Regions from separate parts of the Homo sapiens genome. Here all the other regions are linked to region 1. Evidence: chromatin contacts called from ENCODE Hi-C or POLR2A ChIA-PET data. All regions are on one chromosome and are shown on one strand. The core of a region is the stretch at or near the end of the contact, and the rest is flanking DNA. Distances in the headings are between cores, read along the strand shown.

Region 1 (3,360 bases), core at 514-3,013:
TAGAGCATGGGCACAAGTTTTAGGTCCATTCTTGAATCAGTCATCCTTTTGTGGCCAGGGAACTGGAGTCCCCTCATTAGGCCTGGGTCATATGCTACTCCTGGATCATCTCAACCTTGACTATTGACTATTCCTTTGACTGTTTTCATAGGAGTAAACTTTGGGAGGCTACCTTATATTTGGAATTCTACTAGTAGTTTGAAACACATATGGGGGAAAGAAGGCTTGATAGAAAAGCTATTTTTGGATATTTTAACTGTTCCAACCATTGCAAGAGGCTCCTGGTTTCTGTACAGAAGAATTTTTGTCCCAGTTTATCTTTTCTTCTTCTGCATGTTTCCCCACCCCCATCACCTTTGTTTCTGCTTCTTAGCTTAAGTCCATTCCTTCATCCAATCCTTTGTCTTCCTCTAATATCTTCCTTCGTGGTAGCAGAGACCAGTGTCCTCACCCCCTTGAGTTGAGGCATGATGACCATTCTCTTCCTTCAAGGAAAGTACTACAGAATGGAATTGCACATTGGCATGCTTAAAAACAGCTGGTTAATGAGAACTCAGTTTTTCTTGTGTAGACAAGAAGCTTTGTGTTTCTGAAGACCAAAGTTAGAGTACTCTGTTTGAGGTTTCCTTAGGCAATTTCAACCCATTTATCTCTCGAGGCCCCAGAAGGAGTCTGGACACTGGAAATGAAGGCCTAGTAAACTCTTTTGTGCCCAAGATGGTATGAGAATGGAGGTGGGAGGTAATGGTAAATGCTCTGGTTTTCATTCCGGCTGTCACAAGAATAAAAATGACCTAACTGTATTTTGGGCCCCCAGGCAGCACTGAAATGACATGCCACCTGCTGACCTAATCCATTTCATTTCTGGTACTAGGATAGCCAAAGCAATTTGCTCAATTTGCAATTGACTATTTACTCTTTAAAGCAGCAATGATTAGATCTAGTATAAGAAACCACATACTTTATTTATCAAGAATTAAAACTTGAAAGGTGGAAAGTTATCCTTTTTGGAAGAAGCCATTTAAATGTGGTGTATTTTACCTCAGAGAGACTAACTATGCTTTTAGAAAGCTACTTTTTGCTGCTGTTTCCCAGGAAGGAGTACAATCTGCTGATGAAATTTAAGATAACAGAAGTGTTTCTCAGCAGCAGCTGAATGGCACAGAGAACTCGGAGACTGCTATATTTATCTTTAGGTAAATTTTTGCAATTTACTAGAAAAAAATCTGTGTAGCATACAAGCAGATTAACTCATGTTAATCCAGCAGCTGCCTCTCTGGCAAATAGTAGAGAGGGGTGTATGCCATAGCTGTAGTCCTGCACACATACTCAGTTGCTGGACATACTTCCTTTGTCTCGAACAATGCCAAGAGCCACATAGGCTGATGTGTTCCTGTTTCCTCAATTTTAATTTTTAAAAATCTTATTAATTCCCATTCTTTCTCTTCTCCATCAAATTGAAGTAATTAAAAATTGTAAATTATAGTTTCAGGATCTTGGACTATGCTCTTGAACATTGTGCTTAATAGTTTTATGTATAGTACTGCAATTGATGAATTAAAATTATAGAAGTACCTACTTCATTCCCCTCCCAGAGATGCTTATATCAGTAAGTAACATGCTGGCAGAATTAAGGTGTCTGCTTCCAGTTCAGCCCTCTTTTATTTCTTGTTGCTTTCTGTGATTCGGCAGCTATGGAATTTGCCTCCCTGCATGGGCCTCTCAAAAGCCAGCTCTCCTGCTCTCCCCAACATGCTCACAGTCAGCAGAACAGGGAAATCACACTGATCAGCACACCACTCAGTTGATCAAAGTAAGCCGGCCACTTTTCTTCAACAAGACCCAGTGGTATTAGTCCCTATGCCTTTCTCCTGCCGTGAGCAAGGACACTGGAATGCTGCTGGCAACATTAGTCTGTGTGTAAAAAAGCTGCTTATGTTCCCTTTACTGTAGCTTTGGCCTAGGCCAAATTAAGGGGGGAAAAAAGGAGGCAAATGTCCCAACAGCTAGTATCTCTTCTTTCTAAAACTTGGCGTGAAGCATTTCCTTTCAGTGGCAATCCCTAGTGGCAATCGCTAACTCTGCTGGGGAAAGACTTGCTAATTTTCTTTTAATTGCATAAGAGCAGAGCCCTACAGCAAATTGAACATGTGGTGACTACATGAAATATATGATAGAATATGGTCCTACTTTGATTGAGTTAATCACAGGTCTGACAAATATACAAAATTAAAATAAGCCACATTTTTTAGTACTTAATCTCTTGATTCTGTTGCTTTTTACTGTTTGCTGGATAGTCTTAACGTTGTTTTTAGGAACCTATGGTTCTCAGTGCTAATTTGTTGGATATAGACAGCAGTTTGCTATTCGTGACTCTAATGGGTGTGTAATTCCCTTTCTTGTATGCAATTGGCATTTCAGTATAGTTTACAATATGGAACGTGGAGGGGACCCCCTGAGTAGGACAGCGGCTGCTCTTTGTCACTTGCAGCTGTGTTTGCAAGGGAGCATGCTGGCAACCAGCAAGGAGAGTGCTGTGACAGGTGGGAAGAGCAAAACCAGAAATATGCTTCTCCTTTCTCCTATCCTCTTTCTATCCCTCCTTCCCCCGCCACACCCTCTTCTACCTGACCTTCTGTTTTTCTTCTCTTCCCCTTTTAGAAGCCATCTGTTTCCCTCTACCAGTTCTATTTGGCTTGCAGATGCCACTGTACAGGAATACACTGTGTTGAAGCTAGCCTATGCTTGACCTACTGAACGTATGTATTTGGGCCGGGTTCAACCTAATGGATCAAAAGGAATGGTGAGGGCATAAGAAATTTCATAACTTTTATACAGCAATTATGGAGACTCAGAAGGACAACATACCTTACTATCAGGATTTGAGAAATGATAGAGGACTTTTTAAAGCCTGGCTCTGACAGTTCTGTATTACTTTCTCTTAGAGATGGGAACAACATTAGTTTGTGTGTAAAAAGCTGTTTATATTGCCTTGGCCTGGACCAGGCCTAGGCAAGTGGGGAGAAAAGGAGGAAAATGCCCCAACAATGATAATCTCTCCTTTCTAAAACTTGGTGTGAAGCATTGTCATCCCTGTTGTCAGTAACACAAGCTGTCATTCTGCAGAGCTAGTTTAGCCATTCCCTAACAGACAGCTAGTTAATAGTCTCCCTTCTGTGGTCTAGCTTCAATTATCTATTCCTCAGACATTGCTGGTGGGAATGTAAAATGTTACAGCCACTTGAAAAACAGTCTGATAGTTTCTCAAAATATTAAACATAGACTTACCATGTGACTGAGCAGTTATTCCTAGGTATATGTATTTCCAGGTATAGATCCTAAAGAAATGAAAGCATACGT
Region 2 (3,360 bases), core at 484-2,983, 57 kb after region 1:
GAGCAGCTGCTTGTTAAACATTGCACTTTTGTGTCACTTCTTTTCCACTGAATTTGTTCCATTTTCTTTTCCTAAAAGTGCTTTCTCCCCTATGATTAGTGGCAAAAGTGGATAGCCTGCTGATGAGTGGGTTCGTTCCACTGTATCCCATCAGACAACAAATATCCATGCTTTCTCCAAGCAAGCCTATCACACTTGCCTTAGCAGCCAACCTGAAATCAGCTGTATTCTTATAAAGGGGATGGAAATAATTGTCTCTTCTCATTCTCAACATCTAAGCAGAGTAGACTCTAGGACGCTTAGGTACAGTCTGACAATTAGGTCTTTCTCCCAGGTCTGCATATAGCACAGAGATTATACACATTTCTGTGGGCTCAAGATGGAGTTAGATTCTTACGTCCTTTGGTTGAAAATATTATCAGAAATATTTAGTAAGGAAAATGCAGCACAGAGGGACAAGGACAGAGAAATACCAGGGAGACATTCAAAGCGTGTGATGACTAGACAAACTGTTACTAGTGTGTCACGTTGCCAGTGAATATTGCAAAGTCGTCCTACTACTGGAACATCTGAAGGGTAAGCTAAGCGAGCTGGGTTGCAGAGCTGGGTTGATTTAGAGCTTTTGCCAGCTCAGCACAGAGTTGAAATAAGGTGTTGCAGAATGATGCAACAGCAAAACCCCTGACATCTTGTTCTTACAAAGCCTAAAACATAACCACTCTTGGTGAGGCTGTGCTGCCTACTGAGATAAGTAAATTCAGCATCACATACATTAGGCCTGTGGAGACTAAGCAGAAGTGATGGCTGCGTCACTTACACAGCAGTCTTACTGACTGAGCCCTGGTCTTGCCTGATACGTGGAGGAGGGGCAGCCAGGATTCCTAGTAGCAGCTCTGAAAGCAGGGAGGCTGGTTTTAAAACCTCTCTGTGTGGTTTGTAATGGTATTTCCGCAGCCCCTTTGCATATGGGTTTTGATTATCTGAGCTCTATTTCAAAAGACAAATAGCTACATAATTTTTATGGCAGTAAGATAAATCTGTTAGTGAATCAAATTTTTAAATCCAGCTTTAGTGGATGGTAAGTAAAGTTTGCTATGATTTACTTTAAAAACCCACCAGAGCCCAACACTTTACCCAGTCTAAATGTTGCCAGTGTCCATTCCATTTTTAAAATTGAAGTCATTATTCCAGAATTGAAGTTTTTGGCTTGAGGCTGTAAGGTTAGCAACAGAATCTTAAAATTGTCCATCATACTATGTAGACGAGGAAGTATATCATTCTTGTTGGGTTGGCTCCAGCATTTATCCCTGCTCAGCTGCCCTGCCAAAGAGACTGTCTTGGATGACAGAAGTACAGTCTCCCTGGCACTTTGAAGCAAGTTATCTAGCCCTGCCCAGTCCCTTTAGGAACGTTCCCAGCCTTTCCAAGTACTTAGAGCAGTTTCTAGGAAATTCATCTCAGATAGGCACTGTCGGTGTAACAGGCTCCAGAGCTATCTCGCCAGCTGCCCGAGCCTCATCTCTGACCGTCCCGTTTCCCAGCATCACTGCATCCACTGGCTCCTCTCCTGCTTGGCCCTTTCAATTTATTGTGTAGGTTACTCTACTTCCTTGGATCTCAACAGCCTGACTCTGTTTCCTGGCAGTTGACTGTATCTAGAGAATATGACCAGAAAGGGACATCTCTCCCTGTTGGCCCAGCTCCCCATACTAGTGTACTCTGCATTCAGTCAGTCTGCTTGGATGCCACCCAACCTCCTGTGAGCCCCAGAAAAGTTGGCTCAGAAAAATGAGCTCCAGCTTTTTGTTAGTGAACAGAGCTTCATTCAAACTAGTTTTCCAGAGGGCAGGGATTCCATATTCTAGTCCCAGTTTTACTATCACAGAACTGTGTAACTTTTGATTGGTCACCCATCACCATGTGCCTCACTCTCCCCATCTGAATCAATGACAGTTAACATAATTAGCCCTGCACAGTTCTGAGAGTCTTATTTGATAAGAGGGTTTCAAAATTTACAATCGTAAAGTGCTGTGTAAATATGTGATTACTTATACACACAAGCACACAGAAAAATCACATCATTAGGGAAATATTTGTGGAAAATAGTACCATCATTTTTCATTTAGGGTCTACTCAGAAAGTAAGATTCTTGAAAAATTATTAAATAGTCGTATGTTTATAACATGAATTGTTTTTTCTTAATCATGTAAATTAAATGATTTTGAAAAATCAGAGTACTCAGAAATGAGAACCAGTTAAATGTAAAAGATGTTAGTTTCAGTGTTCTGGTTGGATTCCAAGTGAGATTATTACATTTTGCTTACTGTAATTCCCTAGATAGCTTCAGCAAGGTAGTTTTCAGTTTTCTGACCTCTACTCTACAGCTCTTTAAACAACTGCTTTCTCCACCACTTGAGGTAGCTGCGGTTCAGTGGTAGAGGAACGGATTTCAGTTTATCCTTGTGTCAGTCTTATGTGACAGGGGTTAAATTATATGTAAGGTACTTTAAGCTGTTTTGATAAAGTAGGCACCATTATGAAACGTATTACTACCATTTTCATTTCCACTGTTATATTTTGTATATAGTTGTGTGTTTCCCTGTGTCTTCAGATATTTTATCTTAGCATATTCTCAGAACTCATTCATATAACTTGCCTTTTGTCTATGCATTTTCCCACTAAAGTCACATCCCAGCTCTTCCATTATGATAAAATTTTGATTAGTCAGAAGGCCATTTGAATTTTCTGGTTATCTAAAATCATTTTTGGTTCACCTTGTGATGTCAAAAAATTTTCTTTTTTGAGACGGAGTCTCGCTCTGTCACCCAGCGCTCAGGCTGGAGTGCAGTGGCGCGATCTCAGCTCACTGCAAGCTCTGCCTCCTGGGTTCACGCCATTCTCCTGCCTCAGCCTCCCGAGTAGCTGGGACTACAGGCGCCCGCCACCATGCCTGGCTAATTTTTTTTTTTTTTGTATTTTTAGTATAGACGGGGTTTCACCATGTTAGCCAGGATGGTCTTGATCTCCTGACCTCATGATCTGCCCGCCTCAGCCTCCCAAAGTGCTAGGATTACAAGCATGAGCCACCATGCCGGGCTGAAAAATTTTCTAAGTAATGTCTAATTCCACTTTCCTAGTAGTTACAGTTCAGTGAGTGTAATTACCGTCTGAGGGTTGAAAACTGGTGGCCCATGGGCTTTATCTATCAGCAAAGATACTTTGTTTGACTCACAATATTAAAAGCAGTTCATTGATTAGTGTTATTAGGGCACTGCCTCTCCAGTTGATGTCAGTCCCTATCATGCCTAGTATCTTACACCTGGCCTGCTTCATTCTCTTGTATTAATATTACTTGCCTGG
Region 3 (3,360 bases), core at 362-2,861, 50 kb before region 1:
CAGTAGCTTCTAAGATCTATACCAGGCATTTCATCTATTATTTAATTATACTTAGAGAAAAACATTTGAGACAAGAGCCTTTATAGGATTTTAAATAACTTCTTCTTATGGAAATTTAAAAACATTTATAAAAATAGAGTGAATAATATAACCCCACGTACCTATTCCCTAACTAACAATTACCAGCATTTTGCCAATCTTTATTTATAGTGTGTAAAACATAACAGGAAAGTAACTTTGTGTTTTCAAAACATGCACTACAGTTAGATACATTGGTATACTCAAAGGAAAAATGTGTATGAGAATGTTCTTTTCATACATTGTTAGTTTAATACTGGTAATCCCTTTTAGGATAATATTTTCATTTGTCTTTTAACTTACTGAAGATGTCTGAGCCACCACTAACTTAGTGAAGAACGATGCCTGCTGGACAGATTTTAGCTTTTCTTACTCCTGCTTTTAGAAGTTCTGAGATTATTAGTTTTGAGCTTGTGTTCTTAGGAGTTGCATTTTATTTTATGTACACTTTCCTGTCTGTGATGGTTGTATGGACCACCATTTCTTAGCATAAGCAGGACAATATATAAGTCAGCTTAAAGTTGCAGGTCACAAGTCTTGTTCCGCACTTCCTTCTTGTGCATATTCTATTTCTATTTAACCCAAATGTGTGTATTGGTTAAGGAATGCTTGTTTCACTTATAAAATGGTTTGTCAAGGAGGGACTTTTGACTACCTGCTATCTTTAGACGTGGTAACAGTGGTTAGAAACTTGCTATGTGCTCCCTTGTTTGCTCTTCTTTGCACTGTAAGTTGTACATATGTCTGCAGTTGTGGGGCGTGTTCATTAGGAGTCACTACAAGGTAATGGTAGACTTATTTCTGAATTTATTTGGTTGCATTAGTTTAAATTAGACCCACAGGTGTAATTATTCCATCTCAATGCATGGGGAAGCATAGTCAGTGAAAGTTGTGCATGTAAACCCCTGTGCATTGAAAATGTGTCTTTAATGTTATGATGTTATTTGGCATCTATCATTTAGTGCAAGGAGTATACTTACTTAACAGGACCTTTAATAAGTTCCCTCTACACCAAAGATATATATTTTAAAAATTATACTTAAGAAGACTTTGTGGTATTCCCCAGAAGAGTTCGCCTATAGCAGCAAAACCTTTCTAAAATAAAACTTATTCTTTTAACCGGTATTCATTTAAGTGGGTTTCTCTCTACTTGGTTTCCATGGAAATAGCAAATAGCTAACGTTATTTATAAGGTGGAAGTAAAATAGGGTGCCTAATGGGACCCCATGCTGCTCTGATGAAGAGACTTAGGAAAAAAGTCCATGCTCATGGGATTTTTTTTTTTTTAAACAAGGTTAATGGAAGCCCTGATTTCAGTCTTCTGTAACATAACATATTTTTGGTCTTAAAGGCTAGCATTAATATCAAGCAAACAACTTCTTTTTGAGGTCTGTATTGCTTTCACTTTCAAGTTTTAGGACTACTTACTTATCAGCGTGATTGAGGCATGTTTCAGACTCCTGTTTCTTTGTGGTTTTTGTTTCAAAAGTTAAAATTCCCAGTGTATTGTAGCTGTTTCCACTTCTCATTGACATTTCAAAGTACTGATAAAAAGATAAATGTTCATTAAGGATAGCAGTGGTGAGAAAGGATCAATATGTTGGACTACAAAGATTTTTTAAAAAATGTAAATTGTATGGAACCATTTTTAGTTTTTAGGCCTAAAGTCAGGGTTCTTTTTTATTTGTGTTGTGGAGCTAAACCTGTATAGTCAGAGAGAAGAGATTCTAATTTTCTTTCAGGCTGGAAACAGGGAAAATCTTAATTTCTCTTTCCTTTTTAAAAAATGGATTGTTGCCAAAACCTTTTAACTGAAATAAATGTTAATTCTTTTAGTGCTTGAAATGTGGATTTGGAATAAAGCTTGGCTTTTTTCTCACTTCTTCGGTAAGGCCTACTCTGAGTTTTCTAGGCCTGCAGCAAAGCCTTGCATTTTTTAAGCCCCTTCAAGTGAAAGAGTATCATTCCCTTTGTGTTTGTGTTTGTGTTTAGGGTGTGTGTGTGTGTGTGTGTGTGTGTGTGTGTGTGTGTGTCTAATTTTTCTATAGCCTGAAAGGCACCTGCTCATTTTCCAGCCTAGTGAGTACAGCAGTGCTATATTGAGAAGTGAGGCAGGATGGAACACAATAAGGTGCTATAATTTTTATTTAGTTAGTTTTGCTCATCCTCGGCAGCTTGTGATCACTGTCCATTTATCTGGAAGTACTCTGATTATTCTTGGCTATCGATGCAGCAGGAGTTTTCTTCTGTGTTTAAAGCAAGGACTGTAGTATACTGAGGGCTCCATCAGGGAGGAGTTGAGTTTTGTTTTGTGTGCATGTGTTTCTCTGGATAAGCTTCTGGCTATAGTTGGGTTTACTGTGCTTTAATTTTTTAAAATTTGGTTGTTTTAATCTTGTTGAATTTATTTTTGTGTGAGATATTTTTCTCTAGCAATTCACTAATTTCTTCTGTGTATGTTGATGCTATTTTATAAAATTTTCTTAATGTGTTGTTCTTTTAGTTTAACTTCTTCTTGTTTATTTTTAAAATCTGGTATCTAGCATTGACCTTTCTTAGTGACTTTTATTTGAATTATCTTGTGCTTTAGAGACATAGGAATTTGGGTCTATTATCCCATTTCTGAGCGAACAACTCCCAGTAGTTACAGTTAGTGCAATAGAAAGGGTTCTCACAGATGCAGTGCTGGGCGTTGATCCTCCTCCTTGGTGCTTATGGTTTACACCCAGAACTCCCATTAGTGTTAATAGGAGGCACTTCCTTAAATCCCTGTACACCAAAATAAGCTCAAACTCTTTTATAATGCCTTATAGATACCTGAGTTGTTTTTTTGTTGTTAATGACAAGAGTTTTAGTCCTGAGGTTAACTGATTATTAAGATAGAGTTTGAGTTGTCTTGGGATAAGGAGTGATTTACTAAGTCTGATCTATAATTAAGAAGTTTTCGTTATGATCATTAGACTCAGAAAACAGCTTCGTGAGAGCTATGGAAGCTTGTGAATAAGGATTTTTGTACTTTATAGAGTGAGGAAGCAAGATTTCTTCTTTCTATTTATTTCTGCTATTTCTTCTCAACCATAAAAAATGGTTCTAACAGTTTTTGTTTATATTGTAAGAAGACTTAGAAAAATTGTTTTGTTTTTTATTCTACTTAAAAGCCTTCCTGTAATTACCCTCTGGCCTCAAAGTCTTTTATTAGCTAGTGTGGCTCACATTTTTCAAGCATATAGAAGTTAATATGCACTGTTTTAGAACTTAGACACTACAACCACTGGTCAAGTA

Evidence for each region. A loop is a pair of places that touch in the nucleus more often than their neighbours do. ChIA-PET counts read pairs that join two places held with the same protein, here RNA polymerase II (POLR2A). Pooled maps may share reads with other maps.
Region 2: a loop to region 1 is called in a map of PC-9, with 3 times the contacts of the local background. The contact joins two enhancer-like sites. A Hi-C loop is called at or near these places in 1 of 168 maps with a recorded cell type or tissue (PC-9). POLR2A ChIA-PET finds 5 or more read pairs at or near these places in 5 of 52 experiments (A673, H1, Panc1 and 1 more).
Region 3: a loop to region 1 is called in a map of A673, with 2.0 times the contacts of the local background. The contact joins two enhancer-like sites. A Hi-C loop is called at or near these places in 4 of 168 maps with a recorded cell type or tissue (A673, PC-9, esophagus muscularis mucosa and 1 more), 1 of 37 single-sample maps with no recorded cell type and 1 of 50 pooled maps. POLR2A ChIA-PET finds 5 or more read pairs at or near these places in 5 of 52 experiments (MCF 10A, T-cell, WTC11 and 1 more).

What each region holds. Positions count from the first base shown.
Region 1 is chr11:46,048,799-46,052,158 of GRCh38, reverse strand. All of the region lies in intron 6 of PHF21A (PHD finger protein 21A), which reads left to right. Among named protein-coding and RNA genes, the nearest start is that of PHF21A, 71 kb to the left of the region's middle. Within about 2 kb of position 1,763, at least 6 of the 41 ENCODE cell types and tissues checked have a DNase peak (open chromatin) inside an H3K27ac peak, as active enhancers do; they include A673, where a contact is called at or near this core.
Region 2 is chr11:45,991,989-45,995,348 of GRCh38, reverse strand. All of the region lies in intron 6 of PHF21A (PHD finger protein 21A), which reads left to right. Among named protein-coding and RNA genes, the nearest start is that of LARGE2, 71 kb to the right of the region's middle. RefSeq lists an enhancer at 396-941 and a silencer at 1,382-1,563. Within about 2 kb of position 1,733, at least 9 of the 41 ENCODE cell types and tissues checked have a DNase peak (open chromatin) inside an H3K27ac peak, as active enhancers do.
Region 3 is chr11:46,098,275-46,101,634 of GRCh38, reverse strand. The region is part of intron 1 of PHF21A (PHD finger protein 21A); the gene reads left to right. Among named protein-coding and RNA genes, the nearest start is that of PHF21A, 21 kb to the left of the region's middle. Within about 2 kb of position 1,611, at least 5 of the 41 ENCODE cell types and tissues checked have a DNase peak (open chromatin) inside an H3K27ac peak, as active enhancers do; they include A673, where a contact is called at or near this core.